3 separate regions of the Homo sapiens genome follow, and all the other regions are linked to region 3. A link is a contact called in ENCODE Hi-C data. All regions are on one chromosome and are shown on one strand. Each heading gives the region's core, a stretch centred on a gene start or an enhancer-like site at or near the end of the contact. The rest is flanking DNA. Distances are from core to core; before and after follow the strand shown.

Region 1 (3,535 bases), core at 467-2,966, 670 kb before region 3:
AAACTCTTCGGAAGGAAAGTTTGTTTCCTTCTAAACTCATATTTTGACTCATCTTCCCACCCCACCTTCCCAGCCCACCTTTTCATATCTAGGTACTCAAGTCCTGTTTTCCCCACTTTTCTAAAATTCTGACGTCAGTAAAGGACCTGATAATCTCTTTCAGAGGGAAGTGTTGCAAGTTATTTACGATTGCAAAAATAATTTCCCAGCCGGGCGCGGTGGCCCAGGCCTGTAATCCCAACACTTTAGGAGGCCGAGGCAGGTGGATAGCTTGAGTCCAGGAGTTCAAGACCAGCCTGGGCAACGTGGTGAAATCCCGTCTCTACAGAAAATACAAAAATTAGCTGGCCGCCTGTAGTCCCAGCTACTCGGGAGGCTGAGGCAGGAGAATCACTTGAACCCAGGAAGCGGAGATTGCGGTGAGCCGAGATCGCGCCACTGCACTCCAGCCTGGGAAAGAGTCAGACCCCGTCTCAATAAAATAAATAACTAAATAATTTCTCAATAAAATAAATAACTACATACATAGGTCTGCCCTAACATGTTCGGAGCTAGGCAAGAGTCAACTGGAGGCCCACAATTCACATATCTAAATATCCAAGTTATCAGTCAACACCAGCTCCAGCAACTTGCTCCCAGGCAAAAGCTCTGGAGAACTGGAGGCTAAAGGAGCCGGCTCTGCTCTGGGAGAGGACGGGATGGTGGTTGTTCTGACCCTGAACCGGGCGTGGGAACTGACCCCATCAAGCTCCTAGCCCTTATTCTTCTGGCTCAGAATATCCAGGCAGTTCTAAGGGTTACCCAAAACTACACAAACAGGGCAGTCAGAGCAGGGGAGAACAGTCAGCTGGGGGGCCGTCTGCGCGCACACCTCTGGGTCATCTGGGCCACCCACGATGCCGCAGAGGAGCCCCTGTCGCTCGCTCCGGCCTCCCTGGCGGAGCCTGGAGCGTCTCCCCTCCGCTTGTACACACACATCCTCCCGCCCCAACTCCGCGTCCTCAGGCGGTCCTCTCCAGGACTTCCCATCCGCCCAGATTCCGGACGATCAAAAACCCCAGGAAGCGGAAAAAGAGCGCGTCGCTGCAGGTGCACCAGCCTCGGTCAGGATCCAGGACAATGAACCGCGTCCTCAGGCCAAAGGAGCGACTCCGTTTCCAGTTTCGGAAGGGGTTTCTCCAGAATACCAAACACCAGTCGGTGCCTTTCTCCTAAAACCAGCACCTCGGGGTGGGGAGCGCGTTCAGAAGTTCACGGTTGACTCAATTACTGGGTTAATTTGATGTATGCTAACTTCTATAGCCCCGAGTACTCGATGTGCCTGTTTTCAATGGCCATTTAAAAAACAGCTGGACCTCTGTATCAATCTAGAGTTAGTCATCCTTCTTGGAAGGGAGCAGAGGGGCCTCTTAAATGTTATTGGAAGACTCATCACTGCATAGAACCGCGTGGCCCTACAATATTTAATTAGGCAAAGACTAAACTGGAATTCATCTAGGCCTCCCCCAACAGCCCAGGCACAGATTCCGGGAACCCCCGCGGACGCCCGCCGGGCCCCTGCTCGCGCCCCCAGCCCAGGGATCCTGGCCCCTCGGAGCGGCGGGGGGGCAGGCCCGGAGCCACAGCCTCACCTCCGGTACTCCAGGTACTCGTCCACCGCCGCCGCGCCGCCGAGAGGCAACGTCAACCGCTCCATTGCCGGTGGGGAAGCCAAAGGCTTCCCTGCGGACCAGCTGACCTCGAAGCCCGACCCGCCCCGTTCCCTCCCGGTACCGCGCCCCCTCCCGCCCGCCTCCTGATTGGCCCGGCCTGAAGCCCGAGGAGGCCGCGCGCGGCAACTGCGCAGGACGCGCGCCCCTACTGGCTGCCGGCGCCAGGCACCAGAACCCGGATCTCCGCAAGCGCAGCCTCGCGCCACATGGAGTGCAGTTTGCCGCCCTCCACAAACCTTGCACCTATTCCCCTCTCCCTTCCCTGGACCGGCGAGTCTTCTTGTAAATTAACAAGTGACAAGGGAGTGCAGTGCCTTGCATATAACAGGCGCATAGAAAATGGCTTATTTCTTTGTACAGCTCTTTTCGCTTAATCCATCTCTTGAAATATAAGTAGTTTTGAGAAGGTTCTGCTTTAGTTTGAGGCCTGCCTCTCCTTAACTGTCGGCCTGTTTCCAGTATTGGCGTTTTCAAAAACTCTGATGTAACAATCAGTAGTCCTGGGTATCTGGGTTCACTTTGGGGGTTGCTAAAGCTACATGTTCTTCAAAGGAACCGAATAACTGATTTAAGGTGAAGCAAGTAAAAACAATTTAGGTGAAGTTTTGTTGTTGTTTTTTAACTTTTGGAAACACTCTGCAAAATATATTTAGAAGCTGAATTACCATGCGATTGGTAATTTGGCCATAATTTGACTTAGCACGTTGTGGAAAAGAATAGGAAATCTTCAGGCGAAGTCATTAAACTCTGAAGCTCCCAGGGGATCAGCTTTAGCGCCCTCTGTAAAGTATCTGGGAGGGAGAATATGCAAACAATAAGAAAAATAATTAAACTTCAGTACAGTACTTTAGTTTCAAAGTACTGTTCTACATATTTCAGGTCCATAAAACATTATGTAAACAAATTGTTTGGGTACCACCCACCTCCCTTCTCGGTACCCTTTCAACAAACCCCACCCTCTCCCCAAAGTCTTCCTCCTGTTCAGAGGCGTTCTTGACAGTCAGATAAATGAGTGATCCTGAAATCGGATTCATATTTTAGGAAACTGATCTCAGCTCAGTATTCTCTCCTATCACACGTGTGGTTTGCTGCTGTCCATTTTACCTCTTCCACCCGACACCTCCCAGATGGGGTCTTGCTCCGTCTCCAAGGCTGGAGTGCAGTGGCGGGATCTCGACTCACTGCAATCTCTGCCTCCTAGGTTCAAGCAATTCTCCTGCCTCAGCCTCCTGAGTAGCTGGGATTACAGGCACTAGCCACCACGCCTGGCTTTTGTGTGTGTGTGTGTGTGTGTATTTTTAGTAGAGACAGGGTTTCACCATGTTGGCCAGGCTGGTCTTGATCTCCTGACCTCGTGATTTGCCCGCCTCAGCCTCCCAAAGTGCTGGGATTACAGGCGTGAGCCACCACGCCCAGCCCCATTCTACCTCTATGAGAGCCTAGTCTTGCTTTTAGGCAGCAACTGAACTAACAAAGAAAAATAGAAGAAAATGCCAGGCTCTGCAGGCTTACAGAAAAGTGGCAGGGGAATGTCTGTGTAGGCAAGTACAATTTAAAAATCTAGAGGGAAATGGTTAAAATAGATTTAGCCCAATTGTGGACTCTTCCAGGAAGATGCTGGAGCAGTAAACTCTTCTGGCCAAAGAAGTCAACAAAAATATTGAGCGTGACGAATAAGAGTATGGAACAAACTAGAAAATGTTATCCTGACCTTACATAAAGCTGACAGATTTGCAAATTAAAATACTGTATATGGTACTCACCTCTGCTTTAATAAAAAGGTATAATCAAACTATAACTTCCTCCCAATGTGTAGCTAAATT
Region 2 (3,459 bases), core at 84-2,583, 580 kb after region 3:
GAGACTGATGTTACTATAGACTTCTTAATAACCACCCCCCTTGGTGCTGAGCCTACAGAAAATGTTCAGAAAAAATTTACTGATGGAGGGTTGTCAATAAATGGCTTTTGGATTAGATTCTACTTATTTTTCTAAAATCTCAAGTGTTTAAAAATTGGACTTGAGCTTGAACTTGCTTTTATTTTCGTTTTGACACTCACCAGCTTCGTGCTGTCCCTCCAGCTTTTCTCTGTGGTTTGTTTGTGCCTGGTGCTTCTGTTTGAGCTGCTTGACCTTGCCTTATGGTTACACTTTCCACCTCCTTTCCTGCTGTGTCTAACAGGCTCGTTTTCTTCCAGACATTCAAGGTTGAGTGGGTGCAGGTGGGCAGGCAGGTGATTCTTTCTTGAATGGTTCATTGGCCATTCACATTGGTGTGTTGCTTGATTTTAATCACAATTGATTAACCTTCACTTGTTTCGGTAAATCTGGCCAGATCTATCTGGGACTAGAACTCTGGAACTATGTTAACCACATGTGGCTATTTACATTGACCTGAGTTAAAATTAAATAAAATTTAAAATTCAGTTCCTCGGTCACACTAGTCACATTTCAAGTACTTCTGGCCACATGTGGCTAGTAGCTACTCCACTGGACAGCATAGATTTAGAATCTTTCCACCATTGTAGAATGATTTGGGCTGAGAATATTGAATAAATTAACAAATTCTAGGGCAAAACTGAGCAGTATAAAAATAAATTTTGATAAAGGACTCTTATTTTGACTATTTATTATTCCTTGTAATATTAGCAGAATTCCCAAGGATAAAATTACATTGTAGAACTTATTATATAATCATTTGTTTAAGTATCTATGACTTCTAACAAATCTATGTGCTCTTCGAGCATAAGGAACATTTTATCTTTCCGTCTCTGGACTTGGAGTTGTGTCTGGCATAGAAAGGGCTCAAAAACATTTAGAGAATAAATACATAAGTGCTTAGAAACCTCATTTAATTTTCTTTATTGCAAACTATAGCTATTAGTCTCACATATTATCTTCTGAGATGTACCAATTTTTTTTTACCTATTCTTACTAGTCTTAATGTATTTTTTGAGAATATGAAAGAAAGGAAACATTCAAGAATTACATACAAATCTGTTTAAATGAAAATATGAGAAATCTATGGTGAAGACCTAGAAGGAAAAGCCCTCTATGGGGCCCATGTGGGATCAGCAGAGTCATGACTCTGGGGGCGATGTGACACTCATTTGCCTTTCTTGTGGAGTTGGCGGGAGACAGCATGGGGCATCATGACTTGATGGCCACAGGTGTCCTATCCTTCCCAAGGAAGGCGGTACAGACACGGAAAGCCGGCTTCCTGTCCCCTTCCTGTCCCTGGAGGGGCCCTCTGCCAGAACCCTGGGATGCTTATCTGGGCTCTGCAGATCTTTGGAATGAGGTCATCCAGGAAGTTGAATCCCTTTGATGCAATTATCTCTGCATCCTTGGCCTTTTGTTCTCATGGAGAGTAACCGGTGACCCTTGTGCTTCTTACGTGGTTAGAACAGCTGTTGTGAGGTGGGTGCCAGATGCACATCCCTGGGTGGCTGGACACATCCTTCCCAGCTGTCAGGATGGGTCCAATGGATGTAGGTGCCTCCCTGCTCCCGCCATAACACTGTTGTGAACCTGCAAAGGAGTTGAGAGGACAAAGGAGAACGTGATCGGTGGTGGATGATCTTACACACATACGTATACACACATGTTCATCATGACAAAGCCCAGCAGTTTTGTTCTTTAATTCATCTCAGTTGACAACCAGTTATACCAGTTCAAGGACTCATTCTTTCCTGAATGAGTAGTGGTGGGTAGCTTTTTGGAATAGCACAGTCCTAAATCTGTCTATCCTTTCACATCTTCCAATATACGCTTCCTAATTGTATAGGTATACTTTGCAATCTTTCCTGCCCAATAGAAGTTCTCCTATGTGGCAGGCCCAAATATCCACAATTTGGGTCCCCTTTCCTACATAGATCTCCTCTCCTTAAAACTGGTTTGGCCTAACCTGTCTTTGTGCTTTTGTGAGCAGGAAAATCCTCTCTCCCTGGGGTTACAATGAGTCATTATGTGGAGGGGGTGGAAGGGCTTGAAATAGTAAGTTGGGGGAAGGTGTCCTGTGGCTGTTACAATTTGGGTCCCCTTTCCTACATAGATCTCCTCTCCTTGAAACTGGTTTGGCCTAACCTGTCTTTGTGCTTTTGTGAGCAGGAAAATCCTCTCTCCCTGGGGTTACAATGAGTCATTATGTGGAGGGGGTGGAAGGGCTTGAAATAGTAAGTTGGGGGAAGGTGTCCTGTGGCTGTTACAGAAGTCTGGTCAAATTACCAGGTTCTCTGTCTTTTGGGGTGCAATGAATGGGAGCTTGCGAAGTTTGCTTTTTGATTTTGGGTTTTGTTTTGTTTTTTTTTGGTGAAATAACTCATTTAGGTTCTGTTAGATTCTGGGATTCTCTTTCTTCTCATTCTTCCCCCTGTGTTTTTCTATTTTTCATTTTCCAGTTGATTACTGAAATGTCCTATGAGCAGTCAGGCCGCATTTGCTGGCAGGAACGGCAGAGCTGAAGGGCTGAGTATTTTTCTACCTGAGGTTGAGCTCATGAAGCAACTGGCAGTTCTTTGCTGTCAGGGAGTTATGAGAGCATTTCTCTAACAAGAGACGAGGCTGCTATTGTACATGTGTGTGCTTTAATATTGCTTACCTATGTAATCCGTAGTGGATCATGGTACACATTTGCTGTTTTTTTGGCTACCTAGTGTCCGTTCTCCTTTCTTCTGGGTAGTAATTTCTCAATTTTCATTCAGGTATTGTACTAGTCAAGGTTTAGGAAGGAAACAGACGGCAAATCACATAGTTTAATGAAGGGGCTCATTACAGAGATATGGGTAGAATGAAGACTGTCCATTTGTTCAGGCTGCTATCACAAAATACCATAAACTGGGTAGCCTGTAAACAATGGAATTTATTTTTCCTTAGAGACAGAGTCTCACTCTGTTGCCCAGGCTGGAGTCAGTGGTATGATCTCAGCTGGCTGCAACCTCTGCCTCCAGGGCTCAAGCGATCCTCCCACCTTAGCCTCCCAAGTAGCTGGGACTACAAGTGTATGCCACTACAGCTGGCTAACCTTTTATTTATTTATTTATTTATTTATTTATTTATTTATTTATTTATTTATTAGGTATAGGGTTTCTCTATGTTGCCAAGGCTGGTCTCAAACTCATGGCCTCAAATGATCTTCCCACCTCAGCCTCCCAAAGCACTGGGATTAGAAGCGTGAGCCATCACATCCAGCCCAGAAATTTATTTCTCACAGTTCTAGAGGCTTGGAAGTTCAAAATCAAGGCACAAGCAGATTTGGTGTCTGGCGAGGATCTACTTCTCATAGACAGCCATCTTCTCACTCTAACCTTACATGGCAGA
Region 3 (3,389 bases), core at 254-2,753:
AAATAAATAAATAAATAAATACATTGAGCTCTTCAGTCACACCACATTTCAAGTATTTGATAGCCACATGTGGCTAATGGCTACTATTTTGGACAACACAAATATAGAACATTTTCACCAGTGCAGAAAGCTCTGCTGGACAGTGCTTGTCTGAATATCTTAGTGTAGCTTGTGAGGTCTTTTACAATCTCACCTCAACCTTTTGCTCCAGCCCAATTTTTGGCCGTTCCTCATCATTTAACCCCATCTACCTTCTCAACATTCCACAATGGCTCTGTGCCCTTTCACAGCTCCATGCCTTTGAACATGGTGTTCTCCCTTTCTGAAATACCCTTTGACTTTCTTCTCTGGCAAACTCCCATTTACCTTTTAAGATCCAACTCAAACATTACCTTCCTTGTGGAGTTCGCTGACTTTCCTAAACAGTCATTTCTTGTCCTCTGTTTCCATTGCTCATTGAACCAATCTCTATTGTCCTTATCACTGTAGTTTGTTATTATTTACTCATTAATCTGATCCTCCCTTTGGAGGGGGATCCTATCTGTTTTAGCAATCTGCCCTAATAATTACCTGAAATTGTTTGCTTGATACCCTTTTGATATCAAGTAATATATCTTCTTATTTATGTGCTTGTTATTTATGAGTTCAGCATGTTTGAAAAGTTCACTTAGTGTTTCTGGAGAAATCCTGCCCATTTCTAGTGTAAAGCTAGAATGAACTTCCTGTCTTCTAGGGTGGAGGTCAGTTTTTCTTCTAATTAATCCTGACCAGTCTTGAGAAGGATGTGGTAGGAGAGGTTTACAAGGTCAAAAACAGCAGTACTGTCTGCAGGCGCAGGTTCAGGTGTTCTCGGGTTCCAGTTATTATACAAAACATTTAGTATATGTTCAGAGAAAAAGTAGGGAGGAATGATGGAAAAAATAAAAACAACCCCCATGGAAAGAAAACTGAGGCATCGTATTTGACTTTTTCCAGGCTAAGCCCAAAAGCAATGATGTAGTGAGGGGGAAGTTTGTATTTCCATTTTGCAAAAACGTAATTTTTTTTTCCTCCCGGGATTTGATAAGATTTTGATAAATTCTTGTGAATTTAATTACAGGGAAGTAAATCCTACTGACTAGTAAATTATCAATTTGTTTCTCTTTTCTCACAAAAGAGAAACAAATTGATACCCTTCACATCATCCGGTAAGGTTTATTTTTTTCTGAGAAGGCCATAAGCCCTAACGGCTCAGAATCTAAGAGACCTTCGCTGATTGTCATCGCCTAGCGGCCACCGCAAACCTTACAGTCAATCAACTTCCCTCGGACGCCCGGATCACGCCCATTGCTCAGACCACGCCCACTCAAGGCGCCTCATGGCTCCGCCCCAGGCCCAGCAGAAGAAGATTCTCATTGGTGGAGAAGTTGTTCTGATCCCGCCCCGGAGGACGGCGATAGGCTGAACTGGCGTGGGGCGGTGGTGGTTGGCTGCTTGAGGACGGGTCCCTGGTCGTGCCTGTCAGAGAGGCTGGCGGCAGTGGTGGCTCTCCCGGCTGGGTTGTCAGTCAGTGAGAGGAGGGGGAAGATGGCTCACCGGGACCCGTTCTGCTAGGAAGAAGGGGAGCAGGTGGTGCTGCTACTCGGGAGGAAGCAGAGCAGCCTCCGTCGCTGTCGCTGAGAGCCTCACGAGTCGAGGTCCTGCAGGTGGAGCTCCGGCAGCCGCCCTGGTGAGTCCAGCCGAGAGACCCACGCCGGGCCCCCAGGGCGTCCGGCAACGGATAACTTTTTTTTGTCAGGGAGGAGCCGGGGCGAGGCGGCGGCGAGGACAGGACCGGGACTTTGTCCCTGGGGCCGCGGCTCCACTGGGGGTAACGGCTCCCGCGCGAGGCGCCATGGGTGGGTGCGAGGCGGCGCGGGGCGCTGGGGGCGGCTGGCGGGCGGGTGGGCTGCGGCCGGCGCTGCTCGCCCCGAAGTTGGGCGCAGCCTGCCCGCTGCCTGGAGGGCGGCAGCTTTGTGCGCGCGACTCGGGTCTTTCCTTCCCGGCGAGGAGCAGTCCAGCCTCCTGCTGTGACCCGGGTGCCGCCGCCTCGGCCCCACCGGCCGCCCCTCTGCCGGGTGGGCCTGGGGCGGGAGCCCCCCGTCCCCTCCCTGCCGCGGCGGATGCTCTGGCCTCTGCCTCCTCTCCCACTCGCGCCCTCTACTTCGGCGAGGCCGCCACTGTCCGTCCGGTCTGGTGGCCACAATGGTCACTGTCGACCCCCCGCCCTCGCCCCCTGGAGAGCAGCGTTGGCCCGAGTCGGTCTTTGGTCCCCTGCAGGGCGGAGAGGTTCAGACAGCAGCCACGCTTCCTTCCTTGGTTATTTCGCTGAAGATCTCTTCTTGAGCCCTTGCCCCTTCTTTCTATGAGTTATTCCTCTCCTGAGGCTCATTTTAACATACTCGGGAATCCTCGGGGGTTTGGCTGAAAATGGTTGCATTAAAACACCCCCAAGTTTGTACGCTTCCCCGAAATTTGCTGTCTGCCCGTCAGCTTGCACATGTGTGCTTTGTGAGTTTAGACATTCCTGAAAGATTTTAATTTTGCCTAAGTGGTTTAGTACTGCACAGAATCTGCTCTCTGAGAAATACACTATCACAAGCCTGGCAGCCGCGGCGCTCTTCAGGTAGGGGGAATTTGTTCCACCGGCAGCTACTTCTTATCTCAGAGACTGCCCTACAGGCAGTAGGGCCAAGCTGACCTTTTGCAAATTATTTATCCTTGGATCACACAGTAGTTTTTGGAGCAGGTGGGCCACCTCTTTGGTTCATGTAACACTTTACAGTTTGAGGTTTTCAGCTTTCAAATCTTATTGCCATAAAGTCAGAAAGACTGGGAGGCTTGTTTTCCATGAAAACATTCTACTGCTAACATCCACAGGCACCCCACCTCCCCCGACATTTCCAAGTATTTTTTTTTCTTTAGGTGAATACATTTTAAGGTTTACAGGATGAATAGTAGTCTAAACCACCATATTTTTGAAGTGCAGGCAAAGACAAGGAAGGAAAAACATTTAAGATCTGCTTGGCCAATAGTGGCTTCAAAGTCAGCTATTCAAATAATCAGTTCAATCAAACCAAGTGGCAAGGGGGAAAAGCATCACATATTTAGGAAACAAATTCTGGATTTGGCTCGTTTATCCTTATTCGATTTATTGAAATTACCATGAGGGATTAGAAGGATTAGAAACCTTCTTAGTCATCGGCATTAGCAGTACCTGGATACAGACACCCGATAAGGCATTAGCTGGGTCAGCGTTTATCCTTGCTCTGCTTCCTTTCATTGTTGTATTTCTGTTTTATGAAATTTGCTCTGGGTTGTATTTTTTAGACTGGTGTCTTTGACGGTGAGTTTAAATATATGTACTGTTT

Evidence for each region. A loop is a pair of places that touch in the nucleus more often than their neighbours do. Pooled maps may share reads with other maps.
Region 1: a loop to region 3 is called in a map of CD8-positive, alpha-beta T cell, with 10 times the contacts of the local background. The contact joins the promoter of FAM221A here to the promoter of HYCC1 in region 3. A Hi-C loop is called at or near these places in 3 of 168 maps with a recorded cell type or tissue (CD8-positive, alpha-beta T cell, naive thymus-derived CD4-positive, alpha-beta T cell and prostate gland) and 6 of 50 pooled maps.
Region 2: a map with no recorded cell type shows a loop between it and region 3 (6-fold over the local background). The contact joins the enhancer-like site here to the promoter of HYCC1 in region 3. A Hi-C loop is called at or near these places in 1 of 168 maps with a recorded cell type or tissue (HepG2), 16 of 37 single-sample maps with no recorded cell type and 5 of 50 pooled maps.

Annotation. Positions count from the first base shown.
Region 1 is chr7:23,678,380-23,681,914 of GRCh38, reverse strand. FAM221A (family with sequence similarity 221 member A) reads right to left here and starts at 1,716. Exons shown (of 7, transcript NM_199136.5): 1 at 1,632-1,716. The coding sequence starts at 1,696. RefSeq lists an enhancer at 913-1,162 and a silencer at 1,493-1,782.
Region 2 is chr7:22,432,130-22,435,588 of GRCh38, reverse strand. The region is part of intron 4 of STEAP1B (STEAP family member 1B); the gene reads left to right. Among named protein-coding and RNA genes, the nearest start is that of STEAP1B, 66 kb to the left of the region's middle. RefSeq lists a cis regulatory region at 1,410-1,427 and enhancers at 1,347-1,491, 1,265-1,559. Within about 2 kb of position 1,333, at least 8 of the 41 ENCODE cell types and tissues checked have a DNase peak (open chromatin) inside an H3K27ac peak, as active enhancers do.
Region 3 is chr7:23,012,244-23,015,632 of GRCh38, reverse strand. It overlaps HYCC1 (hyccin PI4KA lipid kinase complex subunit 1), which reads left to right and starts at 1,503. Exons shown (of 11, transcript NM_032581.4): 1 at 1,503-1,708. RefSeq lists enhancers at 1,173-1,352, 1,513-1,702, 2,120-2,801 and a silencer at 1,893-2,162.